Linked DNA regions of Mus musculus: region 2 is linked to region 1. A link is a loop called in an ENCODE intact Hi-C map of the cell type or tissue named here. Cell type or tissue: gastrocnemius. All regions are shown on one strand. Links, peaks and the distances in the headings refer to the core of each region. The heading gives the core; the rest is flanking DNA.

Region 1 (11,181 bases), core at 1,573-9,572:
TCCTAAATTACATTAGACCAACATTATCTCAACCCTGTGCCCCAAAATCGTATGGCTTCCCTTGTGCCATCAGACACAAAGAAGAATCTGAAAAAGGCAAGTTAAAGATGGAAAGGTGAGATATCCTTGTTTTCTTGCAGTTAAGTTATGTTAATTTTGTTAATTTAATACACTATAAATCTACGACCCTGTGCATATGTTTGCTGGATCATTTCTAGGTCTGAGGAGAAGCTGCGTTGGTGGAGAGCCTGAAGGCATTCTATTCCAAGGAAGTCCCCCTTGGTTGGAATGGACAGATTCTAAAGGGAAGCTGGGCCAGGACATGTTTCTTTCCCCATTGCTCCTCTGTTCTCGTCTTATTGAACCCAGATGCAATCTCTGCTTAGGTGGATTAAGGACTGTCTTTGGAAGATAAAGTGGATAGTAAAAAGCCACATATTAATGAATTAGAGCCTGCTTATAAAAACCTCATCATCAAAATTTAGATCTGAGGCAGATTAAAAAAAAAGAGCAATTTATCCTCAAACATCCCCTTGGAAACGATCTGTGCAGAATGTGAGCATTAATCTCCGAGACCTGTGACTTTATATTCTGCATGTGCGAGCTGCCTACTTCCTCAAACTTTCTGGCCTCCGATATCCCAGAAGTTTACTGCTAGAAGGTTGTTGATTTTTTTTTCTTCCATCTTTATTATGTTGGGTTTGTTGATTTGTTTTGTTTTTTTAAAACTACTCTGGGCAGCAGAGAGAGAGAGAGAGAGAGAGAGAGAGAGAGAGAGAGAGAGAGAGAGAGAGAGAGAGAGCGCAGAGATCCTAATGCGCCCAGAACATGAGCTCTGGCAAAGTAAAGTCACTGCAGGTTAATTAAGAAATTTAAAAAATTCTTTCATAGACAACTCTTTGCCCTGAGAGGAAAGGTTATAATTAAGATAGATTCTATGTCATTCGGAGCATTTAAAATGCCAGCTCTTCAAAAAATAGAGATAATAAAGTCAGCAGGGAGAAAACGCACTGCTCAACGGGTTTACATGAACTGACCTTGCTAGCAGCAAGACTCAAGGAACTTTCTCTCTCTTCAGGGCTGCTTGCATGCTTGAACCATCTAATCTTCATCCCCAAAGCTGAGGAGATGCCCACCAGCTTTCTCTATGCCCAGAACAGTGTCCTCTGCAGACCTGAAAAAAATCTCTCTATAACAAGAAAGTGTTCCCCAGCTCAGGCCTGGTAGGATGTGGTGATACATCAGCCATAGATGGCTGGCCTTGCCAGGGCAGGGCAAAGTGTGGGGTGGGACCTACAGCAGAAGCAAGCCTCTTGTATGGAGTTAAGGCACCTGGTATTAACGTCTTTCTCTGTGTGTTGAGGTCCCGTGGCAAGGATATTGAGAGATTCTTCTATGTGGTCTCCAGAGACACATAGAGCTGGAGACATGAACAAAGCTCCACCCCTAGGGATGTGTGGTGGGAAATGCACCCTCTGGGTGATTTCACAGCACTGATCTTTCCATCCCTTTCTAGGCCACAGACTCCTCTCTCTGGTCCCTTCTCTCTGCAGGATGCTCTTCTGCAAAGGTGCTTCAAAGTCTGCCCCAGTCTGGCCCATGTGTCCCCTCTTCTGTCAATGCAATGCCCACGCACTGTAGCCCTGGGATACCTCTCCCTCCCACTCTCTCTTGCTTTTTGACTTTCTTAAGGGAGACCTAGACATACTCAAACGAGGTAGACACCTGTACTTCCCAGAAAGCCCTTCCTCTTTCTTTTTCTCTTCTTGTGGCCAGAGCCTAGAGACTCTTTGGACAGCTCTTTGGCAATGAATCTGTGCAGGGGGTGGGGGGTGGGGTAGAACCCTGAGCTTTGCACACACTGAGCAAGTTCCTGTTAACCCCTTGATTACTAAACTACATCACCAAACATTGCCTTCTGGAAACAAGGTCTCACTGTGTAGCTCACAAGTAGCCTTTACACGAACTATTCTCCTGCCTCAGCCTCTGGAGTGCTGAGATCACAAGTACATAACCCCATGCCTGGCGTGGTAGATATTCCTGATTGTCAACTTGACTATACCTGGAATGAACTGCAATCCAGAAGTGGACGGTACACCCATGATCCAGATCTCGAGGCTGGAAGACACAAGTTTCTGACCTTGTGTTCTGATCTTGACATGGAGATCTTGAGGTATAGTCGCCATGAAAAGCTTAGGCCCAGGCAAAGAAGTATGGACTTTTAATCCAAGGAGACTAAAGCAAGGAGATCTCTGAGTTCAAGGTCAGCCTAGGACAAAGCAAGTTCCAGATCTAGGCACACCTTTAATCTGGGTCACACCTTCTGCTGGAGACCGACATAAGGTCATTGGAAAAAGGAAAACTCACTCCTCTTCACTTGATTGTACTTACCTGCCAGCACATCTGTTGGAATCTACTTCTACAGAAGACCAGCTGAAACAACTAGCCTTGTGGGACTGAGCAACTACTAGATTCTTGGACTTCCCATCCACGGTTGCCCATTGTTGGGTTAGTTGGACTACAGATTGTAAGTCATTACAATAAATTTCCTTAATATATAGAGAGACATTCTATAAGTTCTGTGACTCTAGGGAACCCTGACCAATACACCAGGCCTGACCTGGGTTTCAGACTTCTCTTTCTGTCACGTGCATCTTGCTCACACTAAACGTTGTTGAGTGTGAGCATGGTGAAGCGGTACAGAATTACCTCTGGGCTGGACTCCAGCGAACCCCTCTCCAGCAGCTGACAACCACTGTCTAGTATGTGGGAGAGAGACGTGGTCACTCACTGCTCACGGTGTTGAGGACTCATTTGAAACTCTCAGACAACAATGTTCATGACGTGAAAACATCCCTGCTTACTGTGGATCCAGGAAATACTATTCACTGTGGGAATTAATAGGGTGTGACGTCTTTCTACTCCAATGTCACTGGCTACAACAAAAAGAAGACAGTAAAATTGCCCTGCCTTTAGTCTCTTTGAAAAACTCTTCACCGGCATCTGATCCCCGTGAACGTTCAGATCTTATACCTCGAACAACAAACCTTTACTCACTTGTGCAAATATATTCAGAGATGGCAGGCAGTTTGCACATGCTTGCCCATCTTCTGCATATCTGGGTTCAAGCCCAAAGCACGACTGATGTTACTTAATTTTATGCTCACTGAATTAGTGAATGGCTATACGGCTATACAAATATTGTTGTGCTAACCCTCAAAGATGCTGTCTATATGCATGTGTTAGTTTTCTGTTGCTGTATCCAAAATACCTGAGGCTGGACTTTTTTTTTTTTAAGTGTATTTAACTCATATACTCACCAGAGGCTCAATGTTCCAAATCAAACAGTTCTGGCTTTGTAAGCGCTGGCAAAAGTCCCTGTGATTATGTCACCATATTGTAGAGAAGCGGAAAAGGACTGTATAAGAAACAGGTCAACACATGGTGGTCTTCTTGATGACAATATTCTTCCTTGAGAATTAGTACATTCTAAAAACTCAACATTAATTCCTTCCAAGGGTGATGCCCCAGTGACCTCATTAGTTCCCAGGAGGCTCCAGGTCTCAATGATTCTACCACACCTCATCATCATCACACTGGGAACCAAGTTTCCAGGGTGAAAAACTCCCATGGATTAAAAATAAACCGTATTCATGCTATCACACTTTGAAATATACACGTCAACTGACACAGTAACTATATTGACTGTGATCTATTTTACATAGATCACATAGCACCTCAACTTGGGGTGGCATGGAGGCCTCCTGGACATCACTGGAAATCAGTCTAATATCTTTGAGTCTCACATCTATGTCCAGAATAAACAAGTGTATTGTGGAATCTAAAAAGGGTCTGTCATGGGCGGGATGCTATTGGATCCTTGACCCCAAGTCCAAGATATAAAAATATTAAGGGCTGTGATGTGTGCCATGCACCCCACAGGAGCCTTTCTGGCACCTTCTGCTGGATGCTGTGAGTCTTGTCTCTTAGCTGTGACACTCCCAGTCTGTCTCTGCTATGTCCTGGTCCCCCTTTCTTCTTATCTGTGGAGACACCAGTCATTGAGTAACAGCCTGCCCTACTCCTGTGTGACTCCAACATACTTTCATTACAGACGCCAACAGCTGATTTGCAAATGAGCACAGGGTCTGAGGTACTGGATTGAGGCCTTATGTGAGTGGCCAAAGGAAGGGGCAGTGCCCAGCCCAGGGAGGTCTGGAGGAACTTTGCTGGCTCCTTCCAAGACCCTCACAGAGTGTCTCTGCTGCCTTTCCTGGCTCAGCTGGCTAATTCTCAGCACTCGTTTCAGCCTGGTGGGGTTGCTCTCCATGGCGTTGGTGAGCTCTGCTTTCTCTTCCTCAGCCAGCTCACCCACTCTGCTTCGGGAACCTTTTCTAATCTCAAGTTCAAGGTTGTCTCCAGTCCTGTGCATTCCTTCAGCCTCCCTCCCCCACTGAGCTCTCTAAGAATGGCAGCCTGCAAGGCTATTAACTAGTATGGATCCTGACAGTTAGGTTCTGGACTCTTTGGTGACAGTGACCAAGTCATCAGGCCACCTGCCCATGTCCTTAACCAGTTCTCCTAAACCCGGCAAGAAGGGATGCTGCAGCCGGTAGCTGAGCTCCAAGGAGACCAAGCATTCCCCCTGCAGGGTAGAGGAAGGCAGACAACCTCATGTGACAGAGGGTAGATGCTTCCAGAGACTAAGCCGGTCAAGCAGGCACCATCAGGGAAGCTGAGGGAGAAGGTGTGGGGATCGAAGGCTCTGATTGGGGAAGGGCGTCAGGAAGGTTGTGTGGAAGAAGGGAGGGTGTGAGAAGAAAGGAGATAGGAAAGGAAGCCTGCTATGGAGAGGCAGGGGAGCTTCTTTAGTTCCACTTTTCCTGTAGAATCCTCAGAAGGACCCAAGGAAGGAATGGGGCTTGGGGGATGAGCATCATCTAAATGGTAATGTGCAAGCCACACAGAAGCTATACTGTAAGAATTCTCTCTCTGTGTGTGTGTGTGTGTGTGTGTGTGTGCATCTGTCTGTCTGTCTCTGTGTGTATGTGTCTGTGTGTGTGTGTGTCTCTGTGTCTGTACCCCAGTGTCTGTCTCTCTCTTTCTCTTTCTCTCTCTCTCTCTCTCTCTCTCTGTGTGTGTGTGTCTGTCTGTCTGTCTCTGTGTGTATGTGTCTGCGTGTGTGTCTGTCTCTGTGTCTGTCCCTCTGTGTCTGTCCCCCTGTGTCTGTCTCTCTGCTGTTTCTCTCTCCCTCCCTCCCTCCCTCTCTGTGAGAGAGAGAGAGAGAAAGACAGAGAGACAGAGACAGGGAGCTAGAGCAAAAGAGACAGGCACTGAAACAGAGATTTCTGCTAAAGACCAAGGAGATGATGGAATGAGTCTCTGATGCCAACACAGGAAAGCATACTGTCACAGTAAAACACAACCAAATTAGGACACTAGTTCTGATAGAGTGGGTTCTCCAGCTGTGTGGATCAGCAGCGCCATCTAGTGGGGCATCGAGCTAAGAATCACAATCTTGAGCTCAGGGAAGTCCGATACCCTTCACACCAAAAACTAAGATGACTTCTCTAGAGTTCAGTGTAATTTATTTTAGGTTAGTCTAAAACCCTAACTAGAAAACTCTCCATTTTACCTCTAACATTACTGGGAGGGGTTCTGGGGCTCTGGCTGGCCCAGGCACACTCCATCAGGGCACCTGGCAGGGGGTATCCACAATTATTTGTGCATACTCATGGTCCTGTAAGAATCTGCCTCTTACTTTGAGTTCTAGAAGATTATTTGGGAGAGAACCTTGAGCCTGCTTAGAAATGTTTAGATTTACGGTTTTTGTTTTCATTTTAAAGAAATGGTGATCACTATGTCTATGGTCACTGTTATTTATCTTTGACTGTGGGTGCTTTCTGGACAGTCTTCCCCAGCTCTTGGACTACCAGCTTTGGAATGTAGCTGCTGCATACCTATTGGCATTTCTGAGTCTGCACCAGCTCTCCCAAAAGACTACCTTATTTCCCAACTAGCGGGGTCATCTCCACCCACGTGACCTGTAGCCTAAAGTTACAAACATCTAATCTCAAACTCCTCTCCTTTTCCTTTCTTTAGTTTAGCGCAAACATCCACCCAATCTCTGCACCGGCGTTCTTGGAATTGCTTGTCTCTGTCTGGTGTCTTCTCTCAGGGCCACAGCCGCAGCCTTATAGAAGCACAGGACAGGGATTTCGGAGAGTCCAAGGGGACACATTGATCACTCAGGATTCCAGCCAACATTACCTCAGAGTAGATGTCAATAAGTGGATAAATGACTGTCAAGTCAAAAACATGTCCGTTTAAGCAGCTGTTATATTTAATGTTCATTCATATTTGATTGCATTAAAATTGTGTGATTGTTATATATTATTATTATTCCTTCTTGAGACAACAAGCTTTCTCTATGGACAGCCCAGGCTGCCCTCAGGCTTGAGAACCTCTTGTCTCTGACTCCCCAGAGCTGGGATCATGAGTGAATGCCACCACACCCAGTCTACCTATTTTGTCAGAGCACTTGAGAGTGCAGGGTGGTCATGGCTCACCAGAACCTGAGAACCATAAATTAAGTTATTGAATAGTTGTCAAATAATTCAAAAACAAAATAAAAGAACTTGTTCTCTGAGTTTTGTAGCCCAAATTTTATGATACACTTCATGTGGGAAGTCACATAGAAAAACTTAACAAGATTGCCAGTTTTAGCAGATTGGCTGGAGCTATTCAAGGTTCTGTGTTGGGGACTCAAAGGCTCAATGCTGAACTCAGGCACTGGTGTCATCTGCACTGAGATCAGGAGAGTGGACATATTCAATAATGTGGTAACACTGCCTCATACCGCCATTTTGAAACCCAGTTGTTCAACAATTTTTATTTATTCTTACTAAAGAATAAATAAAAATTGAGCATGAGCCAGGCAGTGGTGGCGCACACCTTTAATTCCAGCACTTGGGAGGTAGAGGCAGGGGGATTTCTGAGTTCAAGGCCAGCCTGGACTACAGAGTGAGTTCCAGGATAGCTAGGGCTACACAGAGAAACCCTGTCTCAAAAAAACAAAAAACAAAAACAAAACAAACAAACAAACCAAAAACAACAACAACAAAATTGAACATGATAGTTGTACCATTAATCCCAGCATGCTGGAAGCTGAGGCAGGAGGATCATAAATTCAAGGCCTGGATAGGCTACAATAGTGAGCTCAAGGCCAGCCTGACCTAGTGGATGAGACAGAAACAAAGCTAAAACCAAACCAAACATCCCCAAAGAATGACATCTTATAAAGGAATTATGAGATAAATTGTGTTATATTTTCAAGATAAGTACTCTTATCTTATGCCACTACCTCAGCGAGGTGCTTCGTCTTCCTTTTGTCCGTGTATGTAAGTAGCGGGATGGGTTTCTGCACATGCGTCCTGATTCTGCCTTCTGTGGCATCACGCTGGTGATAGCCACAGGGAGCTATTTCAACCACAACAATTGGCAGACATTACAAATCAAGACTTTCCCCTAGAAAGCTGATGGCTAAAAATGTACAACACACATACATCATGCTTGTCCAAAGGAAGAAAGAAGTGGCACTAACCAGTGGCCAGTGCTTACAGGTTTCTCTCATGTGGCTGCTGTTGTCCTCATTACTCTCTAGCCATTATTTAGATGTAAATGTCTTGATGTTCATGCCTCTAACTCTCACATCAACCCTGAGCCAAGCACTATTGTGATTCCCACTTTATAGGGGAAGAATCCAAGACACAGGTGTGCTGGGAAACCTAATCAAGGGGCTGGAGAGACTGCTCTGTGATATGGAGCACTGGATGCTCACCCAGAGGACCTGGGTTCAATTCCCAGCACAGGCATGGCAACTCACAACTGTCTGTTCCAGGGGAATGGACACCATCACACAAACATACATGCAGTATATAGGAATTTTTTTAAAAAGGAAAGAAACTTAATTAAAAGCTCATTGAGTGATTAGAATATATGTGTGTGTACATATATATGTATATTTATCCTAGTATATATAATTACATACTACATATCATATTAGAATATTGTGATGGTTTATATATGTGCAGCCCAGGGAATGGCATGATTAGAAAGTGTGGCCCTGTTGGAGTAGGTGTGTCACTGTGGGTGTGCGCTATAAGACCCTCATCCTAGCTGCCTGGAAGCCAGTCTTCTGCTAGCAGCCTTCAGATGAAGATGTAGAACTCTCAGCTCCTCCTGTACCATGTCTACCTAGATGCTCCCATGTTTCCACCTTGGTGATGATAGACTGAACCTCTGAACCTGTAAGCCAGCCCCAATTCAATGTTCTTCTTTAAAAGACTTGCCTTGGTCATGGTGTCTGTTCACAGCAGTAAAACCCTAACTAAGACAGATATATATGGAATATATATTATCCCATATATTATATATTATTATATATGTGTGTATATGATATAGATAGATAGACACATACATACATCATATACACACACATACATAAGCACCTTCTAGGCATTTACAGAGAGGAGGGCATACACATTGGACAGTCATTGAGGATGAAACACAGAGATGTGGAAAGGTGGCAAGGTGACATACCAATTGTTGCTCTGCTGGGTATAGTGTAAGTGCAGCCCCAGTCTCCACCCATCCTAATCCCAGCATTAGCTCTCTGGACTGTGGCTGCATTTTCTTAGACACTTGTCACAGAGTGTGACTTCAGAGCATGTTCATGACAAAGCTGGAGCAAAGGATACTGGGCACTGCACGACAAAGGTTGCTTCCCTCATCTTGCTGAAATGCAGCCTGGCTGGAGGTCGGCTTGCTATCATCCCTTGGAGTCCTGGACTGGGGACGGCTCCTTCTCAACACCCATGTCCTTAACCACTATAAAGCCACATGGCGGCTCACACACAACCTCTGCCCATTTCCTCCTGACAGTGGCACAAACGGGTCTCAGGTCTGCCCTGAGAGGGTGACACGCTCATGTCTAATATGAAGGGAGGTGAGGGACTGCAACACCGTTCCAGTCCCTGAAGGAGAAATGGAATATTGACAAATGGTTCTTCAGAGCTTCCACAGAGAGTAGGAATCTATTCCTGAAGATGGAAGCTCACGTGGCTGATGCCTGACTCAAACCTGGGACGGAAGCAGCCTTTGGTAGTAGGATGGAGGGGCTGGGATGGACAAGAAGGTGTTACCACAGAGGCAGAGAAGAAACAGGATGCCAAGCATCGAGATGACAAGGCCCCCACAGCTCTGACTATGTGCCCATCAGTGCCCTGAGTGAGGCACATGTTTGTAGTCTCTGGATTCCCAATGGGTCAGGCCTAAGAAACAAAGCACAACAGGCGTTAAGTGTGTCTCATCTTGTCAAAAGACTGTGCTGTAGTCTGATGCTCCACCCACCATCCAAACAGAACGGATAGCCCAAGAGGTCACATTCTTTTTTCGACTGAATACTTTGTCTGGTGGAACCCTCCGTCAATTGGGTAATTGCTTCTAGGGAGTGCAGTAGGCCAGCACACTGTTTTAGGACAAGTGTCCCCTCCTCTCCAGACTGCATTCTATAATGAACTATCAGGGTCACAATAAAACAAGATGATCTATTGGTGGTATACAACCATAAGTCAATTTCTCTGATGGATTTGCGTGACCTTTGGCAGAAGCCCAATTGTGGAAGGAGGCTTTGTCTCCAGGAGGAAGGCAGAGTCAGCAAGTAGGCAGGATGGTAGACATAGAGGAAAGATGGTCACCCCATGATGGCTTGAATCTGGAACAATCCACAGAGTCCCTTGTGCTGAGAGCTTGTTGCCAAGAGTGGTGCTATTAGGAGGTAGAGAAACCTTTAAGAGGTGGGGTTGAGTGTGAGGTCTTCACTGGGAACACACCCTTAGAGGGCGTTATAGCAGCTGGTGTTTTTGTCTCCTCTGCGTCATATCCTCACCAGACAAACACTTCTCTACCCAAGACCCAAAGCAACAGGACCAGATGATCATGGACTAGCACCTTCAAGCCTGTGATTCCATGGATAACCCATTTTCTTCATAAACTGATCGTGTCTGGAATTTGTAATAGCAGTGGAAAGCTGCCTGGCATAGGGTGTACCATACAGTGACATGTAAGCCCGGTTACCCTCTGGGTATCTGCCGACTCTGATGACTACAGTGTTTACGTGGAAATCAAACATGGAAACTTCCAAGAGACAGAGACTCAGCTCTGCAGCAGCAGCAGCAGCAGCAGCTTCTATCACTTCCTCAGCCTGGCCTCCTAATATAAAGGGAGGTGAGGAAGCTACATCAACACTGCCATCAAGTCAGGGAGCTGCATCAATACTGCCATCATGGCTGTCTTAGTCAGGGTTTCTATTCCTGCACAAACATCATGACCAAGAAGCAAGTTGGGGAGGAAAGGGTTTATTTGGCTTACACTTCCACATTTCTGTTCATCACCAAAGGAAGTCAGGACAGGAACTCAAGCAGGTAAGAAAGCAGGAGCTGATGCAGAGGCCACGGAGGGATGTTCCTTACTGGCTTGCTTGCCCTGGCTTGCTCAGCCTGCTCTCTTATAAACCCAGGACTACCAGCCCAGGGATGGCACCACCCACAATGGGCCCTTCCCCCTTGATCACTAATTGAGAAAATGCCTTACAGTTGGATCTCATGGCAGCATTTCCTCAACTGAAGCTCCTTTCTCTGTGATAACTCCAGCTGTGTCAAGTTGACACAAAACCAGCCAGTACAATGGCTAACTCCTGTATAGCTTCATGTGAATTCTTCATGGGAACCAACCAATGTCATATAAAGTACAATACTCCTTGTACAGTTGAAGATCCCATGGCACAGAGTGGGAAATGACTAGAGAGAGTGAGAAGGTGAGTGTGTGGATGTGTATGAGAGTGTATGTGTGATTGTAAATATGTGAGTATGAGTGTATATATGTGTGTGTGTGTGTGTGAGACAGGGAGAGAATGTGTGTGGATCTAAATTCCTTTGATACCAGCTGAGATTGTGTATGATTTCTTTCCTGAACTCACTTGCCAAATTCCATACATGCTGAGAACTAGAGTAGACTGAGGTATTCACTGAGAGAAAGAGAATCCACGTTTATAGCCATATGAATTGACCCACTGAGTTTAGATCCAGAGGAGAGGCCTGTGAGTGGCAAATGTTATGTCAT
Region 2 (11,181 bases), core at 1,536-9,535, 190 kb before region 1:
ACAGTCTAGAAGCAGGGATAAGGATCAGCTGACTCTGAAAGACTGGGAAGAGAATAAGATGGGTTATGTTCTAATGCACACCAAGTGCAAAGTGCTGACTTTGTAGGAAAATGAAAGGAGGGGCACACATGACTCAGAACCCATATCCCTGGTCAGCAAGATAGCTCAGTGGTCAGGGTATTTGCCGATGCCAAGTCATGTGACCCAAGTCTGATCCCCAGAACCCATGTGGTCAAAGGAAGAGACCAGACTCCTTCGCATTATCCTTTGACCTTCACATATGCACCAGGGCACATGCGCACGCTGTGCATGCTCACATCAACATGCATGCAGACAAAAATGAATTAATTAAAAAAATTAATTAAGTAACTTTAAAGAAAAGAACCCATATGCCTAGGGTTTGAGTTCTTAAGTCTTTCACCTCTAGGTGTGAGATCCAAGGAAAACTTATGTAACTTATCACCCATACACTGGGGTGTGTCCAGGGTCTTGATATTTAAGTAGCTAAAATTGACTTCATAGACAGCAGACTGTCCTCATCTGGGATTGAGATGGTGAGTCATTCAACAAATATTTAGTAAGCACCCACTGGAGTTCAGGCGTAGTTCTCAGCATTTGGGGTTCAGCAATTATCTAAAGAGACAACAATCACCCAAAATTCACCAACGCTCACAAGGTTTGCAGTGAATAGAGGACATTCAGCAACTATGAGGAATTAGTAGTAGTATACAATACCTCACCGGTGTTTTTTTTTTTCCCTATCCCAGAGGAAGGGAAAATTCATGTTGTTTTTAGTTTAGTTTAGTATGGGTGTTTTGCCTGCATGCACGGCTATGTACCAGGTATACATCCTATGAAAGCCTAAGTTCTGGATACCAAGCTACACTGGCCAGAGGAGGTGACCACTCCCTGAGAAACAACCGGATCTTCTGGTGAATCTTTTCTTTCTTGAATTTAAACATTTCTTACAATGTAGCCCTACTAGTGGTTAGGGAGCGGGGGCACTGAGTAGGCCCACTGTCCCGGGTTGCGATCCTGCTCCAATTCAAGCAAGCCATGCAGCCTTCTCATAGTTCAGCTCTCTGGCCAGCACAGTGATCTACCCCCAATTCCCAAAGCTCTGCTAGGTACAAGATTTTGGCTTCATTGCGACACTTGAGCAGCCCATCTGTCCTGATAAGCCACAGCCCCTGTTGACCTTTCTGGGGCCTTTTCTGTCATCCAGCGTGTAGTGTCATGTCTGAGGCAGTGAATGGAGTCAATGTTGATACGGGCTCAACTGACTCCTCCTTGGCTACCTCTGGCTCACCCCATTGTCTGCCTCAAGAGTCACAGAGCCAAGTCCTGTGAAAGCGACCCAACACCCAACACAGTGTCCTCCCTCCTCCCATGGGTGCTGGGATGACCAAAGTGTCTGACTGCTTTTCTAGAGCATTGTGGCTTCACTGTCGCTAATCTCCTTCACATTTAAGATTGCATGCACAGTTATGCTAATTAGCAGAGAGTCATAAGCTCAGGATTTGGAAGAAATTGAACTAATCTGAAGTGATATAGATGGAGTAAGAAATGAGAACTTGACTGTAGACGGAGGCCATGTTTCCCAGGCACTGCCGTTCTGTCTATAGCTAGGGGGTAAACTGCAGGCAAGCAGCCATGTTAGTTTTCAAGCTATTGGGAAGGCGCGGGCAATGACAACGTACACACAGCATGTCTATCTCATGCATAAAAATCTAGAGCATTTGTCTAGATAAGCACATGAAAACACACGGACATACTGATGTATTACATTACTGACTTGGTAGACACTTGGCTATTTGAAGGCAACCTGTGTTAATGTAGGTTTGTTAGAGATGGCTCAGTTGTTAAGAGTGCTGGCTGTTCTTCCATAGGACTCGGGTTCGATTCTCAGCACTCACACGGCTGCTCACTTATCTGTAACTCTAGTCCCAGTGGATCAGACTCCCTTTGCTGGCCTCCACACTTTGTATATATGGTACACAGCCATGCATGCAAGCAAAACACCCATACACATACATTGAAGACAAAATGAATTTTACATGATGTTATTTTATATAGTTTAAACAAATTTGTTCTTAGACAGTTTTGAACGTGTACACAGTGTGTACAGTGTGTGCAGACCACTCTGGGCCCCACTCCCTCTCATCCCTCTCCTCCCCCCTCTGCAGCTAACTTTTCCGGATGCTATAGCTTCAGTGCCTTATAAAGGAGATAAGGAATACATACGACCTAGAGAGTTGCTGAACTGACATAATGAACAGTGTGCTTGCTGTTTAAAATCACTTTTGTAGTCTAAATTCTTAATAGCTGAGACTTAAATGCCTGCAAGTGTCATATTTCCAAAGTTAGATGCTATAAGGGGCATTAGTAGAAAATGCACACAGAATCATCACTGCAAAAGCTCAGGCACTTCTCTGCTTGGTCTTTCCCTCTTGTTAGTGTTCTTTTTCTGAAGAAAGCGGGCGCTCTCAGCTTCACGTTTCACCATACGGACTCTGGGATGGTTCAGAGATTAAAGGTGTTGACTGTCAAGCTGGAAGACCTGAGTTCAATCCTAAGGAGCTACACGCTAGAAGGAGCAAACTGTCCACACTGTTGTCTGTGTAAACACACATGCACGTCTACATTCACAGGCATAGAGACACACATGCGCAGAGACACACACAGAGACACAGACACACACATGGACACACACAAACACATGGACACACACAAGCAGAGAAACACACACAAAATAAGTATGCAATAAATGTCACTCTTAAGTCACATTGAGACTGTTTGAAAACGGCTATGCTGAGTGGATTTCAAGTCCTTTTCTGTGCTGCTTCTATCTGCTAAAGCCAGTTGGAGAAAATGATGATTTTTTTTTTTTTGTTCTCCATTGCTTTCAAAAAGCCTTGCTAAATAAAAGTGACCTAGCCAGTGCTTTAAAATATTGGAGTCTTTTTAAAAAAGTAAACCTAACACTTCCTTTTGAAAAACAGTGTTTTCCAGCAAGAAGCAGGCATTAATGTTGTTTACTTTTTATGCATTTGCCTCTTAATTCTCAAAGTAAGACAGTGACAGAGTCATTAAAATAAAGGTTTAAAAGGAGCCAGCAACGACAATTGAACTAATGCTCTCAGTAGCCCAACCCAGGTTAATGGATCTCTTCTCTGTACGCGCTGTTGAAAGCCATGAAACATCTCATTTATAAATCTCATGTTTTTTTTTTTTTTTTTTTTTTTTCATTATGAGCTTAGCTCAGCTTGTAACAACTCTGCTCACTGGTATTTTCAAGATCCTCACTGCTGGTCATGGGGCTGAGAATGGAAGAGAATTTCAGGGTACATGCCCACCCCCTCACTGTCCACGAAGTGGAAGAGAAGAAGAGTGGACCTTGAACAGAAGGGACAGTGTATCTGGAAACACAGTCATGGTCCAGGGTCCTCTCATCCTGAACTCCTCAGCACAGTGTGTGCACACAGGTGCCAGGCTCCTCTGCATCAATCCATTGTCAGGCTGCCATTTTTGTACAGTGTGTCTAAGAAGTGGGTCTCTCTTCCCCATAGATCTTTGTCCTCAAATGCTCAGACTCCCCACTTGCCTTCGGCCCTGCCTGTTCCTAACTGGCGTGCTGCATATGCAAAAGACGTTCCTGGGAAGATGCTAGGCTCCTCCCTAACCTCGTGTGGGGAAGGTAGTACCTGTGAATGATACAGGGCTGGGTCCATCAACACAGCTCTCAACTCCTCATGAGAACAGGAAGAAAACACTTTGGACTTATGAGGAAACCTGTGGGGGAGCAAATAGCATGGCATCTGCAAGGTAGATAGAGAGCTGACAGAGATGGTCAGGGTGCTGTGTGTGTCAGAATGTATGCTGCTGCTCACTTCAAATACATCAAGGGGGGTGGGGTGGTGGTGGTTTTGTCTGTTTTTCTCTTGTAGTCTGGGGGTGGAAGCCAAGGCCTTGTACACGCTAAACAAGCTCTCCATCACTAAACCATCCCCCATGCTCCTTTTACTTTCAATTTCAAGGTCACACTGAGCTGTCCAAGCTGACCTTGAACTCACTCTCAAGCCCATGCAGGGCTTTACCAAACTCAGTCCTCCTGCCTCAGCCTCTAAAAGACCTTGGCATCCAGGCCTGGCTATGAATGATTCTTAATAAAGACGTGCTTTTAACCATCAGTGCTGGGGGGCGGGACTGGGAGGTACAGCTCAGCGGTAGAACCTGGGCTTCCAGAGCAGGGCGCACACAAACAGAAAATCCCCTTCTTAAAATAAAACGGTGCAGGGAAACTGGCTATGACGGGAATCAGATGATAACCACCTCTAAATGAGTGGATCTCTTGTTTGCCAGTAGAATAGTTAGCTCCTAATAGTGTTTTGTGCAGTTTTAAAAGAATCCTCATAAGGCAGTTTTAAGAGTACAAAGCCACCTACCTACATGAGAGGCAAAAAGGATTTGAGTAACAGCACATTTTATAAGACTGTAAGGGAAGTGAAGAGTCTACCCTTCTCTCAGGAAAGGACTGGAAACCCATCTTCTACGTGTAAGACAAAAGTGGAGGGTCTCTTACCTGTGTGCTGACTGGAGGCTCTATCCCAGCTTCCAGAAAAAAAAAAGAATTACATCTTTAAAAGCTGACTATTTTCTTTTACCTACTTATTTCCTATCAACTTGATATCTAAAAACATCTAAGGTGTGCAATGGTCTCTTTTTCAAACTGTAGCATTGACCAACTATCATAAGCCCACAAATTAATGTCTGTCTTTAAGTCTGTGTCCCTGAGTTTCCAGGGATGTGTCCCACCCCAGGGCTCCGTTTTCAGTTTTCACGGATGCCTAAAGCATTTGAGCCTGACACTGCCTGCTGGCCTAAAGGTCAGGCTGGATGTAGAAAGCACAGCTGAGGGGGCTGTGCCTGTGTGGATAGCACTTCTCTGCTGCTAGACTGCAAAGTGGAAGAACCTGTAGACTAATTCTCCACAGATTCAATTAATGGATGGAATTTCACACAGCAAACAGAAAGACCTGTTATTCCCTCTGCAAACTCAGTGGAGTCTTGAAATAACAGAGTGCGGCGCCCTCTGGGGAAGGCACTGTGCATAGCAGGAGCAGCCCCATTGTGACAAGAAGCAGCTGGAAGCTCCTAGAAAGGTCTCTGACCTGACTCCTACCTAGTAAACAGAGCTGTCATCTCACAAGCCCTACTGACCTCAGCCCCTCCCTCTTGAGATGTGCAGCTTCACAATCTTTTTTCTTTTTCTCTTCACTCTTTTCTCTTCCTCTCCCTTGGAAGTTCTCTTGTTTGTAAGTGTGGCCCCGGGAGAATGAAGGATGCAAGTAATTTAATGACCAGAAATTAGGAAAACACTTTGGAGTTCCTTTCTTAAGTCTTTTCCCCCAGGGTTTTCATTGATTCTTGGTGTAAACGGCCTATCTCCCCCACCCCCTTTCGACCTGTTGTAATTTCATAAAATAAATATATGTTTTATGCTTTTTTTTTCCCTCTATGAGTCTGTATTTCATCCATGTGTACAATGAAGGAAAATCATCAGGAGCCTGTTTGATGGTGGACTGGAGACCAGAGGGCAACCAGGTGACCGGATCAATGCACCATGACACACTTTACAACCCAACATGCCTTTTTTTTTTTCTACTGGAAGCTAAGAGGGACAGGGTGCTGCTGAGACAGGTACGTGGCTGCTGAAAGCAGACTGCATGGGTGTTAATTCAATGCCCCCCACTTCCTGGGGGCAGCCTTGGACGAGGCTTTGCTTGTGGAGGACAGTGCAATGTCTATGGTGCACAGCTAAAACACTGCCCAGCGGCTGGAAGCGCATCAGAAACCAATGATGACGTGTGAGCAGCTCTAACCGGAAAACGGCTGGGTTGGCATTTTCAGAACGTTGCTTCCGCTTTCTGTTCTCTATATATTATGGCGCTGGTGCAGCACCCAAGGGCCTGGGGTAGCTAAGGGAAGCAGTCTCCACGTATACTCTCAGCCCTTACATCATAACATCTGGGAACATTTTCCATTTTGTGACTCTACTAGCTAGAAGCAAGGTTTATGATTTTATTACAGGAATCTGCATATCGCAGCATGGATAAACACAAAAAGAAATCTGTGTCATCTGAAGAAGCCATGAGCCTGAGGGAGCAACACAGATTTGCGGTGTCAGAAATGGTTGTGGAAACAAACAAACAAACAAACAAACAAACAAAAATATCACAGCCACCTTTGCAGCCTGACCTGGAACTAGAAGTATCTGAAAGTTTAAATTAATTAAGTCAATTAAAGTGATCTAATTTGTTAAATTTAAATAATTTAATGGTTGGTTAATAAGTTTTAATTAATCACTTTAATTTGAAATAAGTCAGGAATAAAAACATCAAACAACTAATGTTTTTGATAGTAAAATGATGTGGTTTTTATCCTGTCGTCTGGAACAAACCAGAATTTCGATCAGGTGGCTTGGTCTAAGGATTGCCTATTAACTGACAACTCCTTACTCTTCGAGGAATCTCAGCTGAAAATGAAATAGAGTTAGAAGCAGACACTGAAATCTAGAAGAGTAGGGATGGCGCTGGCCTAGGGGAGCATCAGTGGTTTAAGCCTAAGGAGAGGATACACTTAGTGTGTGGTGAAAGGCTGCTTGAGTAGGCGGGTCTTGGAGAGCAAGGCTTGTGATTGGCACAGGGTAGAGGAGAGTCCCACCTACCTGCCCCACCTACCCAGCGACAAATAGGATGAAACTAAAGGCGGACTCCTGCACATGAGAGAGCATGTGTAGGAAGCATATGTGTGTATGGATCAGGCGCCTGTGTGTGGCCCAGTGCTTATGCACAAGGCTGGAAGAGGAAGAAGGGTGTCCTATATCAGTCTCTGCCTTGTTTTTTTGAGGCAGAGTCTCTTACTGAACCAGAGCCTGCATTTTCTAGTGGGGCTGGCAGCCAGCAAGCCCCAGGGAGCCGGCGCTGGAGTTTCAGGTGTGTTCATGACTACCCCTAGATTTTCTGTAGGTTCAGGGACCTGAATTCAACACCTCCTCTTGACTGCCGAGCCATCTCTCCAGAACTGCCTGTCTAGGTTTGTTTCGTTTTGATTCCTTGAAAAATAATTTACAATTCGTTGAAAGTTTGGAAATTTAGGGCTGTTTTGTTTTTGCCTTGCAGGGGGGAAAAAACCCCAAAGCAAATATGACTTGAAGTTTGCAAAATAGTCTCCACGGACAGAGAATGAATGAGCACAGGGAGAGATCCAGCAGGTACCCCGCAGTGCGCAACTTGAGCTCAGGGCTCTGGTGCTGTCTTAACTCTGTGACACAGTCTCAACTTTCTGCTGAGAGGCAGCCATCAGAGTGCCCACTGGGTGCTCCCTGTGTGACCTGCACTAGGCCAGGTGCTCTCTATTTAAAGGTTTCCCTAAGCCTCATGGCCACTCAACACAGGGTTCCGGTTTCATCCCCGTTTAGAAAAGGATACTCTGATTGACAGGCGGGCCAGGGAAAGTCCCCAAAGGAAAGTCATTGAAGGTGTTGGGATTTGAGCTCATTTCCACAGAGAAACGTGGCCTTCTCCTCTAAGTCACATAGGGACTCTATCTATATGGGGGGATGGGGGGACAACCACATAAGTAAAAAAGAAAAGCATAAAAATATCACGCAAAGCCTAAGCCACCTTTCCAGTTTGTAGCAGCAGCTGACGAGATGCTAATTATATGCTAGCTGAAAACAATTAAGATTTCTCTCAGAGAGTGGAAGGCATTATCGTTTAAATATGTTCATTCAAATATTTTCACACGTTTTTATGGGCCTGGGGTAGCTTATTTAAAATCAAATAAATAATTAACATTGTGAGAACTTGAATGCTGACCAATGTGGATCGATTTCGAAACCATCCCTTGGAGTGAGATAGAGGAGCAAGCTACAGAATGTGACATGATGCCATGGCTTGAATCTCAAAGGTGCCCTCCTCTGCTCCTGTTTTATAAACACTTGTTCCCAGCTGGCACACTAATTTTTTGGGGGAGAGATGGGACCTAAATGGGAGAAGTAGGCCTTTGAAGGTGTTATCCGATCCTGGTTCCCCAAAATCTGTCTCCTGTTCCACCCTAATGTGAACAGCCTCATACTTCGGCTGCGATGACTCAAGCTGCCTTTTCCACACCTTCACAGCCGCAAACCTTTCCTCTCTTCGGCTGCTCTATCTGGTGTGTCATGGTCATGGTGACTCAAAGGGAACTGATACACAGTTATTTATCATTTGGTCTAATCTTCAAACTACAGAGTCCTTCTGTGGATCACGTAGGAATAAACGCACATTTAGAAAAGTCATGAAACCGCAGCTCAGGTTGTTATACGTCAACGGCTGGCTGCTCTGACGACCCCCAGAGTGCCAGTGGCTCAAAGAATAAAGGATCGCTTGTTCTCCCGTTGCGGTTGCCTGTGGATGTTTCCGGTTCCGGTGGCCATTCCAAGATCTCAGCTCTTTCTGTCTTATGGCTCTTGGCTTCCATCTCTTCAGATGGCGACTGGAAGAAGGCCCAAGGGACAGAATCTGATCTGTGACTATTTGGGCAAAAGAAGTGACATTGCCAAGTGCACCCTGGGCCACGTGGCAAGGATGAAACCTTCAGGCCATATCAAACCGCCGGGAAGACTAGAACCTAGGAAGTAGCATATTGAGCCCCAGAAGAAATAGTCCATCGGTGCTGATAAGTCTCCAGACGGGATGGCACACAGGAATCCCTGGTAGCTGCTCTGGTGCTCAGGGGAAAAGTCGCCAGGGCCATGTTGCCGATCTCATATCTTAAAAGTTGAATGGAGGGCACATATGACTTAATTAGGCCACTCTCCATTTTCTCCCTCTTGACAGGCTCAACAGCTTCATAGAGAAGAAATGTGGAGGCCAAAGCTTGTATCATGCTTCATGTTACCCAGTCTTCGATCTTCAACTAAACCAGGGCCGACCAATGAAGGCACGGTGAGTTTGCAATGTTCCTTATGATATCGCCTGTTTAGCTGATAGTGACAAAAAGAGGAGGAGAGGAAGTGACAGAGACTGCAGATGGCCCCCGAAGCTTAAAATATTTATATCTGGCCCGTAGAAAAGACTTGTCTGCCACTTTGCTCAAATTAAAGAAAACGTGGCTTGCTATCCAAAAACCATATGTCAGAACTTGCTAGGTGGCGGGGCGCCGTGCTCACATCAGATCCTTAAAAGCTTTAGGGCTTCTGGGATTGCCATTGAGTGAGTGGGACAATAAACTGATGCAGAGAGGTGGTAGGGTTGCTACGAGGGAGGTTGCAAAGCTCTTCAGAAATCGGAAGTCAGGCTTTTAACTAGTCTGGCCTGCATTTGCTTCTCCATCGTTGTGATAAGCCATGCATGCCGAAAGGCGACTGGGGCTGGGTGGCTCAGAGAGTGGGTAGGGGGGTATTTATTTCAGCCTCAAGGTTATTGTACATAACCCAGGAAAGCCAGGGAAGGAAGACAGGCAGAAACCAATGCACAGGCCATGGAGGAGTGCTGCTCATTGGCTTGCTCTCCGTGATTTGCTCAAGCTGCTTTCTTATACAACCCAGATCGACCTACCCAGTAGATGGGCATTCAAACATTTAGTCATTATCGAAGAAAATACCCCTGCAGCCGTTTCTTGATTGAGGTTTACTCTTCCTAGATAACACTGGCTTGCATGAAGCTCTCCAAGTAACAGGCAGCCTATCTACTTCTTTGCGTATCCCTTTCTCATTTACTTTTACTGTTAGAAGTATTTTCTGAATCGTGCTCTCTGGATCGTGATATAGTGAACTAATAAAGTCTGATGTCTACCTCTGGTCTCCCACATGTGCACACACCCATACATGCACCCACAGGAAAGACCATCATGCAAAGGCTAGAGAACATTCGTGAAAAGCATCCTGAAGAGTGCGAAGTAGAGTCCATGTGGTTTGGGTAACCTTAAACCTAAAAGTACTCAAAATTAAAAATTTAGAGAAAGAATACAATTGCCCCTGAACAACTGAACAAGAAATCTGATGCTGTGGCTACTGAATGAGCACACTCTCAGGGCAAGGGTGTGGTGACTGGCACGCACTCCAATCTGCCAGCTGTTATCAGGAGCCCAGGCTATGCATATCCTTCTAGTCCAACGGACAATGTTCCCATGAGCAGAGGCCATACTCTGCAGATAGGCCCTGTGCTCTGCCCCAGAAGTCTGCAGAGGATAGAATGCAGCCTGTAGACCTTCAGCCTTACAGCTGCTGTGCCCTAGTATATAAGGCTACTAGATAAGGGATGGGGAAAATGGCCACGGGTGTGATCGAGGCATTTGGGAATGGGGACAGCTGAGGACAGCCCTGAACAGGCGGAGGATGAAAGTCTGTCTGGGATATAGGTAGGGACGGAAGAGGAGATGGCTCTTTTCACAAGCCTGGATGAAAGGAATCTGAAAAACTGGGTATTTAGCTAGAGGGCTGTGGAAAGACTGAAGCCACACCCTACCACTGGCTCACAGTAGGAGCTTTGCCTGCACACTGTTCAACCTGACCATGCCACCAGATCTGGATCTGGTTGGTGTCTAATCTAGACAAGCTCTCAGTGCCCACGACAAGGGTCTGATGGCACAAGGGTGGGCAGGCCAAACTGCTGTGGTTCTTTTAGCAGAGTAACCCCCATGAAAAGACAAGACTTCTCCATCCCAGAGGTACCCTCGGGCTGCCAGCCAGATGGGACTCTGAGATTGACAGCTGCCACATATCCTTGTGGCTTCTTCCTGGCCAGGGGACTGAGAGGACCATGTCCCTCTGCATTGTATTGTGGCAAATCTGAAGAGGCATCAGGAGGCAGGCGCAGTGCTGAAGACGAGAAGGAAAACCAGCAACGCTTGCAGGAGGGTGCTGCAGGAGCCCTGTTTCTAGATACACTGATTTCAGATTTCCTAAATGTGGGTCTGAGAGCAATTCAACCAATGCTATGAACATATAGATGGGCGTTTGTGTGAGCTTCATCCTTGTCACTGTCCCCTGTACTATAGTAATAAATCTATCATGTACCATGTGCCTCACCATAGGGATCGCAGGAAACAGTTTAAAGCATCAGGGGGATGTGGATAGGATTAATGGAAGTGCCTCTTTTTTAGAAGGATCCAAGACACTGTGGATTGTGCGGCCAA

The links. A loop is a pair of places that touch in the nucleus more often than their neighbours do. Peaks named below come from ENCODE experiments on the same cell type or tissue, not always from the same donor. Only the 100,000 strongest peaks of a DNase experiment are listed, where the experiment ranks them.
Region 2: it touches region 1 in a loop (4-fold over the local background); 3 of 42 quality-filtered maps call a loop at or near these places.

What each region holds. Positions count from the first base shown.
Region 1 is chr17:67,662,711-67,673,891 of GRCm38, forward strand. No RefSeq gene overlaps it. Among named protein-coding and RNA genes, the nearest start is that of Lama1, 29 kb to the right of the region's middle. In gastrocnemius, for the core only: a CTCF peak has its summit at 5,484 (motif pointing left); a DNase peak (open chromatin) is centred at 5,481.
Region 2 is chr17:67,468,256-67,479,436 of GRCm38, forward strand. No RefSeq gene overlaps it. Among named protein-coding and RNA genes, the nearest start is that of Gm36152, 120 kb to the left of the region's middle. In gastrocnemius, for the core only: a CTCF peak has its summit at 5,094; a DNase peak (open chromatin) is centred at 5,100; H3K4me3 peaks cover 749 bases; H3K27ac peaks cover 2,468 bases.